3 separate regions of the Homo sapiens genome follow, and all the other regions are linked to region 3. Evidence: chromatin contacts called from ENCODE Hi-C or POLR2A ChIA-PET data. All regions are on one chromosome and are shown on one strand. Each heading gives the region's core, a stretch centred on a gene start or an enhancer-like site at or near the end of the contact. The rest is flanking DNA. Distances are from core to core; before and after follow the strand shown. Region 1 holds the start of WDFY4 (WDFY family member 4). Region 2 holds the start of C10orf71-AS1 (C10orf71 antisense RNA 1). Region 3 holds the start of SGMS1-AS1 (SGMS1 antisense RNA 1).

Region 1 (2,700 bases), core at 160-2,659, 1.9 Mb before region 3:
ATTTAGTGCTCTTTACCTGCCTGCTGCTGGCTACCCGGCAAGGTGCTGGGGTGGGTAGAAGGTAGGAGACCTGGGTGCAGGTGGGCCCTCCAGCAGACTTTGCGAGATCCCACTATGACAGACTCTCCGCGCTTCCTCTGGGCATTCACAGGCATGGGGTCCTGGCCTGTCCCATGCTGGCCACCCTTCCTGCCTCTGTGGAAGTTCCTCTGTCTAATCCGCTCTTACCATAGGCCTCTGATTTCAGGCAATATCTTCTTGTAGATTTTATTTATGATTTCATTGGTGACAATGACGAGGGGTTTTCATCATATACAACAAACACTTCACTGCAAATTCTCTAAGGTTTTCTCTTTCCCTTGGCTGGCACTGCATGTATCCTTTCAATTTCTCTTTTCTTTTCTTTTTTTTCTTTTTTTTTTTTTTGAGACGGAGCTTCGCTCTTGCTGTCCAGACTGGAGTGCAGCTGGATAGATCTCCTATTTTGGCTGCTGTCTACTGACAAGTTTGCACTGGTGGAGGTTGAGGTTTTGTGACAAATGTTATTTTCCTCTTTAAACCAATCTTGGAGCTTTACTCCATGTCATAACAAGTGATGTTGTTGCTGCCTCTCAGTCAGTCATGCATGGTCCACTGGTTTTGTGAGCTAGAGACAAGCGATGAGCTGCACTGAGGATCAAGGATCAGGCATTAGCGCTAACAAGTGCCCTTGCTCTTTGGCAAAATTCTCCTTTTACAGAGCACAAGCAGGATTGTGTGTGAATGGACATGCTTGTTTGTACTGTGGAGATGACGTTATGGATAGGTGACATGGATAATTCAGCCTAGTTTATATACTCAGAGGAATGAGAATTTGGAGTCTGAGTTTCAGAGACTTCCATTCTATGGTTTTAGATGTCCTCTCATCCTTGCCTCAGTGTTGGCCGCAGGAGGACTCCCCTCATTGGTGGTTCAAGTTCTATCTGAGGATGGGGGAGGAAGAAATCCAAGTGGGCAACTCTGAGCTTGGTGGGGTGAGGGCTGCCCAACCCATGCCATGTCCAGGGGTGCACTTAAACACACCTCTGATTAGATTCACCTAACACCATCATTGTTCTCATTTTGCCAGAGGCCCAGAGAGGAGAGGTGTGCACCAGTGGTCACACGGCTAGTGAAGAGGGGACACAGAATCCAGACCTACTCTTCTAGGGCTGGGCTGTACTTTCCATTTTGTCCTTGGCCCCAACCAGCACCGCTTGACCACGGAGGCTGCACAGCCAGCCCCAAGGGGCCTTGCTGCAGAACCCAAGTCACCCGCCAGAACTCCAGCAGCTCCGTGGTCGGCTGGAGAGTGGGCAGAGTCAGGCATCTGCCGGCTCTCCACTTCTGCTTTCTCCAGGAAATGAGCAGAGACCCAGCTCCAGTGATTCAGAGTGAAACGGCGCTGAGGACTGACGATGTGGGGCCGGGTCCTCTTCCCCCGAGCCTGAGGGGCTGCAGCTGGGGATAGGGGGCCCATGCCTTCTGATGTCTACAGGCGCTGACGGCCACCCCTCCAGGTAGGCCACCTTGCTCTTGGCCCAGCCAGGCCAGCCTAGAGGTGGGCATATGGGCGCCGCCTGTCAGCGTGGGGCCTACTGGCTGCCTCCTGGGAGGCTGACTATGGGGCACATGTGACCCAGTGCCTGGTTTGGGTTTGTGAATGTGGGAGAGGAGGTGAGCTGGGGAGCAGGAAGTGTGTGTGGCGTGGGGGGCCCATGTGGTCAGGGCCACTCCAGGGCCTGGGTCTGCCTGAGTGTGTGTCACTGCTGAAGTTTGGGAGTCAGGCTGGGCTCCAGCAGCACTCCTCGACCTCTGACGGTAGGTCAAGTCCTTTCTCGGGGTCCTGCTATGAAGGGAACCCTGGGAAGGGCTGACACGGGCTTTCCTGGTTGTCGAGGGGGCGGAGAGAGCAGGCCGACAGGACAGTGAGGCTCGCCCTCCAAGCTCCCTCATAGGCCTCTGAGGAGTGCAGAGTTGGAGGGCCATTTCCAACGGGCCTCAGAGGGAGCTGGTCTATCCCGGCCCTGTCATTACTCCACTGGGTTCTGGTAAGTAGGTGCCTCCCTGGGCTCACTTCCCTCATCTGAATTATTACAGCAAACCATTGAAACGCCTGCATTTTCTGCCTAAGCAGGGCCACCTGCTCAGTAAGGACTGATTCTTCTTTTCCCCTGAAATGAAACTTCTAGAACACTAAACCGATCCTTTGTCCCAACTCATCTAAAGTGTGGGGGGGCTGGTTTGATAACTAAGGGCTCTATGCATTACCCTTTCCATGGAGCACACTAATTTTAATATGAGTTTATGTATAGTCATTCATTTAGTTATTTAACAAATAGGTATTGAGAAACCACGCCCTGCCAGGCTCTGGTCAAAGCGGACAGGGGTCTACGGTGCTCAGCAGGTGGGAGAATAGCAGGTAGGGTGGGGGTCTTGGGAGGGTGGGGATGGCTCTAGTCTTCTGAGAGGGGACCTGTGAGGGAGGCCGAGTCCTGTGGGTTTCTGAGAAGTGTTCTTGATAAGGGTCTGGAGGAGGAGACCTCGTGGAGGTTGGTGTGGCAGAGCCGGGTAAGGGGCATGCCTGGGGTTCTGGCCAGAGAGGTAGGGAACAGGGTCAGGTCAGGGAGGCCCTTCCTGTCTGTCCATCCTGAGCACATGGGCTATTCTTTCATGAACTTG
Region 2 (2,700 bases), core at 98-2,597, 1.3 Mb before region 3:
ATAACAAATAAATGACTAACATTTTGGGAAGCTTTGCAATAGACGAGCATATTCATGTACATGAGCTCCCCTGACCCTGAATCCCACAGAGCACAGGCATTCTCTCCACTTTAGAGATGGGTAAACTGAGGCTCAGGAAGGGTAAGTATGTGACATGTCAACTGACCAGGAAATAATGGAGCCAGGGCTCAAAATCCTGTGTACTTTTTAAATGTTGGCTCCCATCTCAAGTTGATGGCTTTTGTCTGACCTTTTGGCATGCGTTTGTTTTGGCAAATGGGGAGGTAGGGAGGTGGGTGGGTAAAATTGAGGGGTTCACTTTGGGCCTCCCTCAAAGCATCTCTGAGTGCGGAGCAGCAAGTAATCATCCCCACAGCGAGGTTCTGAAGCTCTCAGGGCAAAAGGCAAGTCTTGAGGCTCCCAGGAGGAGGCGGGTCTGAATGCTCCTGCTGGTTGGAATCTCACACCTTAGTCTGCAGGGCAAGGAGGAGCTGTTCTTTGTGACTTGGTTTAGACAAAAGTACATAGACCTGGGTCCCTGTGGCCCTGGCTGTCAGCCGGTTCAAGGCTGGAGGTGGTGCCAGGCCCCAGCTTGGGGCTGGGACACAGGTTGCTGCCCTTGAAGAGCCCACAGGGGCAGAAGGGACAGTCTACAAATAGACCCAAAGACACAGCACACTGCAAACTTGCAGAGGCTTTGAGCGCTGCACAGAGCAGGACACCCAGCGGGGGCCAGTCATCTCCGCTTTCTCAGGCCACAGTCAGGGAAGCATAAAAAAGAACCTTGGAGAGAAAGGGGGAAAAAAACCCACTCTTGCATTAAATCCTGGTAGCAAGCAGACTATCCTAGGGCCAGCTTGGGAGAGTAAGGAAGGCACTCTGGGAGCTGGCATGGCACAAGCCAAGGAAAAGCCAGTGGAAAAAGTTGGGGGATCTGTGGGCAGTTTGGGGAGCAGGTGACCCCAGCCTGAGACAGAAAGCAGCCATTGGGAAGGCAGGCATGAGCCCACCTCAGGGTTGAAGGGAGGCCAGCCCTTCCCAGAGGTGGAGAGGGGAGCCTGGCAGAACGGGACTTGTCCACTGGTGCTTGGACTTTGCAAACAACCGGGCTTGCTGTAGCCAAGCTTACCAAGTGGACACTTACCTTGCCTCTTCCCCGATTATTTCATATCCTTCTGTAACTCTCACCCTGAGACCCAGCCTGGCCTTCCCCTAGCTGCAGATTATTCTGCTCCAAAAGCACAGCAGAGGACGGCTCCTTACTCGAGGAATGCGGGCGGCGGTCGTCCAGAGCCGATGATGAAACGGGCTATTTCTGCCCCGGGACATCAGCAGGGCTCTGGGCTCTGGCTCCAAGGCACACACTCTCCTGTTTTTAATGTTTCCCTAAACAAATGTTTTCCTTCCCACCTCGGGATATTTTTATTTGACTCTAGGTGCTGGAATAGCTTTAGCAATCATTCTGGATTGAAGTTGGAATCGTGGTTAGGGTCCGGCTAAGCGGCAAGCAATTTCTCACTCCCCAAGTGATCTGTTACTCGTGGCTGATTTGGAAGTAAAAATAGCAGCTGAGGCTGTTTGTTTAATCTGACTGTTACTTGACACCACGCGGGTGTTGCAGTGCGGACTGTTTGCCTCTTCCCCACCAAGAACACCATTTGGTTTCCCCCGGCTGGGTCTCTATTTAGGTAAGCTTCGCGGACTTCCCGTGTCTGGCCGGCTTCTGGTCACTGATCTTCCTCAGGTGGGTAGGTTTGTGAGCTAGAGGAGGCTTGGGTCCTGAATCCACTCTCCTATCACCTTTGGGCAGCCTGGATAAAGAGGAAAGAAGTCTTGGCTGCTGGGCAGAGCCGGGTTTCTCTCCCATTCCCGAGGAGGCCTGAGCAGCTGGACACGCAGAGAGCGGAAGGTACAGCCCAGACACTTGTCTGGCTCCTTAGCGTGGGCAGGGAGGCTCAAGTTCATGGCGGGAGGGATGTTCCCGCTGGGCCGATGCTGTGCTGGGGAAGTAGTTCGGTGCCAGGGTGCTGTGCAGGGTGGTATGTGTGTGCCGGGAGCCCATTGGTGTTGGGGCTAAGGTTCTTGGTGTGCTGGATGGGCCTCGGGGACCACGTACCCGGAACCGTGTACATGTGTGACTTTGTCCTTAGGTGTCATCTGTCAGGGATCTCTGCTCCCACATGGCTGAGTGCACAGATGTGCCCAGGCCACTGCGCTGTCAAATGGGTGACCCCATGGTCCCAGGTTTTCAGCATTCAGGGCTGAGGGAGGCTGGCTTTCTTAGCTCCCCCAGCGCTGGGCCAGGCAGGGTCACACCAGCTGTAACAAAGAGAAAAACTGGTGACTGAGACGTTCTGGCCTGTGGGCTCTGCGAGCATGTGTGTCCCCAAAACAAAGCCCGCCACAGGCTGCCTGTTCTTACACACCCTGGGAGGGCCCCCACCAGACTCCCACAGGGTATGCTTGACTGAGTCTAAAATTACCTCTTTTATTTTCTGGTGGAGAAGAATTGAACATTGAGAACGGCAGTGGTCAATGTGTGTGGAAAGCTAGATAGCCTTAAGAAAAATCATTGTGTAGGCCTTTCAGGTAGCTCCCTAAGTATAGGAACCTGGGAAGCAGATTAAACAGATGTGTGTAGTAAATGAGGTCCTGTTTTCCAGCATTTGAGTTCCCTTTGCAGTAGTGGCTGGTAACTCT
Region 3 (2,700 bases), core at 140-2,639:
GGCACCGCGCGGGCTGCGCTCACGCCCCCTCGCCCCAGAGCAGCCCGCCCGCTGCTCCCCGGCATAAGGCCGGGCCCGCGAGACAGGTGTCCGATCGGCCCCCGCAACCGTGAGGCCGGCTGTCTGTCCCTGCCCCACGACTCACTTGCACTGGAGTCACGGCAGCCGCCGGAATTCCGCTCGCGGAGCCCCCGCCGCGGAATGAAATCCGGGGCAGGGCAGCGTCGGGGCTCCGCACCCCAATCGCGCTCTCCGACCGGCTCCCTAGGCGCGAGGGGAGAGCAGTCAGCCCAGGCCGGTCCTTCTCACTCCCGACCTGCCCGCCGCCTGCCGCCCGCAGCCGCTGCCCCGCTGGTGCGAACGCTTTCGACTTGCCACCGCGAGCCTCCCGGGCTGCCGAGCATGCCCAGTCCGCTGCCCGAGCCGGCCCGGCTTCCCGCGCGACGCGACTCCGCTCCTCCGGGTGTTCACTGCGGCCGGGGGGGCGGGCCGGCCGGGCGGGGTCCGCGGGGGGCTCCTCCCGGGACCGAGCGGGACCCCGAACCAAGGGACAGTCGCAGTTTGGGCCCCTTGAATTTTACTTTCAAGTAATGGGAAACTGAGGAGGCGGGCGCTTTCCCCAGCGTTTTTAGGGGCCCACTAAGTAAGGCCTAGCGGGAGCCAGATTTTACAATCTGGGACGGTAAATCCCTTGGGGCAGGGCCGGAGACGGGAGCCGCTAGAGCTGGTCACAAAGCAGGGAACGCAAACTCAGCCTGCTGGAAGCCAGGCACGAGTTTGCGAACTACTACTGGATTCTTTTTCCCACCAAGCCCAAGGGCTGCGACACTTGGGATTAATGCCCAATGGATCATTCCTAGGAAACGGCCGACCTGACTATTCGGCCCATTTTCAAACCTCTAACCATAGACTCTCATCTTTCTCCCACAACAGAAAAAAAAAGCCTCTGGCGACGCCTGGGAGCGCGACGGAGGCGCAAGAGCTCTAACCGCGCGAGGTGAAAACTCCGACTGCGTCAGAGCCGCCCCGCCCCGCCTGGGGCCCACCTTCCGCCGCCCCTCCGAGCTGCGGCGAAAACCCGGAGAGCGGCTAGGCCGGGGTCGGAGCCCGCGCATGCCCAGTAGCCCCACGTGGTGCAAGTCGCCTGAAGGAAGGTTTTCCTCTGCTCCCCGAGCGAAGCCCCAGCGCCCAAGTTAGGATGGACAGCGGGGAGAGCTGGCCTTCCCGCCCCGATGCCCGCCGTCCCTGGCCGGCCCGCGCCGCACCTCGGTGGCCTACAGGCAGCCCGAGGCCGTGCCTCCCGCGGGGTCGGGGACTTGGCGAGCGGGGGAAGGGGCGCGGCTACGGGCCCGGCGTACCACGTGACTGTCCGCGGCGCTCCGGGCAGCCATCTTCCGCCCGGCCATCGGGCCGCGGGCGCTCGGAACCGACCTGGGAGCTGGCGGGACCGTCCTCCCCCGCCACGCCCTCCCATCGGGCTTTGGGCGCCGGACTCTGGCCACCGCTCGGCACCTGCCTCCGCCTCGCCTTGGGGTATAGGAGTCCTGTACCGACCCCTGGCTTGCCCAGAGGACAGGTTCTCGCCCGGGCCAGAAGCAAACTGCGGCGAAATCGAGACAACAGAACTCAGGTGGCGGAGGGTCCCCGCTTTTCCCCAGAGGCGGAAGTTGGCGAGGGAGTCCTCTTCCGTTATCCAGCGAGAGCGCTGCTCTGGCTGCCTCCCGGTTCTAACCTAGTCCCTGCAGAGGAGTGATGTACCGGCAGGGACATTGGACAGAGGCCGTGCTCTTCCCTGCAGCGCATACCCCGCGGCCCCTGCTGGTGGGCCGCTTCGATGGTGCTGAGGTTCATAGTGAATATTTATTGAGCGCCTGCCTCGAGTCCCTTGGGTTTCCTGTTGTCTCGGGACCTGCCGCGTCACTATCACCCTAGAATTTGTTAGAAATGCACGTTTTCGGCCCCACCTAGACCTACAGAACCAGAAACTGCGGGTGGAGTCCTGCAATATGATTAACAAAGCCCTCCGGGTAGTTGTCATGGACGCCTCTATATTTCAGCTAAGCAGTCCATTTTAATAAGCTAGGCAGTGAAAATTTCCATAGTTTTCCCCAAAGCACAGTGAGGAGTCAGGGATTCAAAATGAGGCAATCTGCCCCAATGCAGGCGTTTTATTGCACCCTCCACTCCTGGCTCCTCTGGTTTTTTCGCCCGTAAGACACAGTACTGCTCTTCTCAGGAAGATTAGGAAAGTACATTTGTCACATACGCTTTTCAAGCACGGCTTTAAAATAACAACTGAAATTCAGTTCAACTGCATGTTTTGAGTATCTACTGGGAGCAAGGCTCTGTGAAGTATAGTAGCCCTACTGGTTATGTTTATCAGTTTGCACCTAAAAGGTGAAAGGAAGGCTTGCTTTCTTGTGATGTAAATTTTTTCAAACTAAGGGAGTGCCAGAAAACTGCTGGCTGCTTTCTCTCCCGTGTTGGTTTCTCTCCAGTGCTATCCAGAATATGCTGTAAGCTCTGGACTTCCTGAAACAAAGGTCCAAGTAAGCATCTGGTCTTTGATGTACTTTAAAATGCACCCCACCCCCACATGAAAGATAACTAAATTTTTCAAAATATTAATACTTCTTGAATGTAAATCGTGTGTCTAAGGTACTGGCATAATTTTTTTTTTCAAATTTTCTATATGTTTGA

The links. Hi-C counts contacts between places; a loop is a spot of excess contacts on that map. ChIA-PET counts read pairs that join two places held with the same protein, here RNA polymerase II (POLR2A). Pooled maps may share reads with other maps.
Region 1: a pooled map shows a loop between it and region 3 (3-fold over the local background). The contact joins the promoter of WDFY4 here to the promoter of SGMS1-AS1 in region 3. A Hi-C loop is called at or near these places in 1 of 168 maps with a recorded cell type or tissue (B cell), 6 of 37 single-sample maps with no recorded cell type and 5 of 50 pooled maps. POLR2A ChIA-PET finds 5 or more read pairs at or near these places in 1 of 52 experiments (activated B cell).
Region 2: a pooled map of gastrocnemius medialis shows a loop between it and region 3 (3-fold over the local background). The contact joins the promoter of C10orf71-AS1 here to the promoter of SGMS1-AS1 in region 3. A Hi-C loop is called at or near these places in 1 of 168 maps with a recorded cell type or tissue (heart right ventricle) and 1 of 50 pooled maps.

The regions. Positions count from the first base shown.
Region 1 is chr10:48,683,464-48,686,163 of GRCh38, forward strand. It overlaps WDFY4 (WDFY family member 4), which reads left to right and starts at 1,410. Exons shown (of 62, transcript NM_001394531.1): 1 at 1,410-1,538. RefSeq lists enhancers at 332-411, 1,342-1,641, 1,660-2,200 and a silencer at 632-681.
Region 2 is chr10:49,297,546-49,300,245 of GRCh38, forward strand. C10orf71-AS1 (C10orf71 antisense RNA 1) reads right to left here and starts at 1,348. Exons shown (of 2, transcript NR_108038.1): 1 at 1,145-1,348. It overlaps C10orf71 (chromosome 10 open reading frame 71), which reads left to right and starts at 1,625. Exons shown (of 3, transcript NM_001135196.2): 1 at 1,625-1,688.
Region 3 is chr10:50,623,562-50,626,261 of GRCh38, forward strand. It overlaps SGMS1-AS1 (SGMS1 antisense RNA 1), which reads left to right and starts at 1,390. Exons shown (of 4, transcript NR_126411.1): 1 at 1,390-1,630. SGMS1 (sphingomyelin synthase 1) reads right to left here and starts at 395. Exons shown (of 11, transcript NM_147156.4): 1 at 146-395. RefSeq lists silencers at 1-82, 343-602, 651-808, 933-1,562 and an enhancer at 264-792.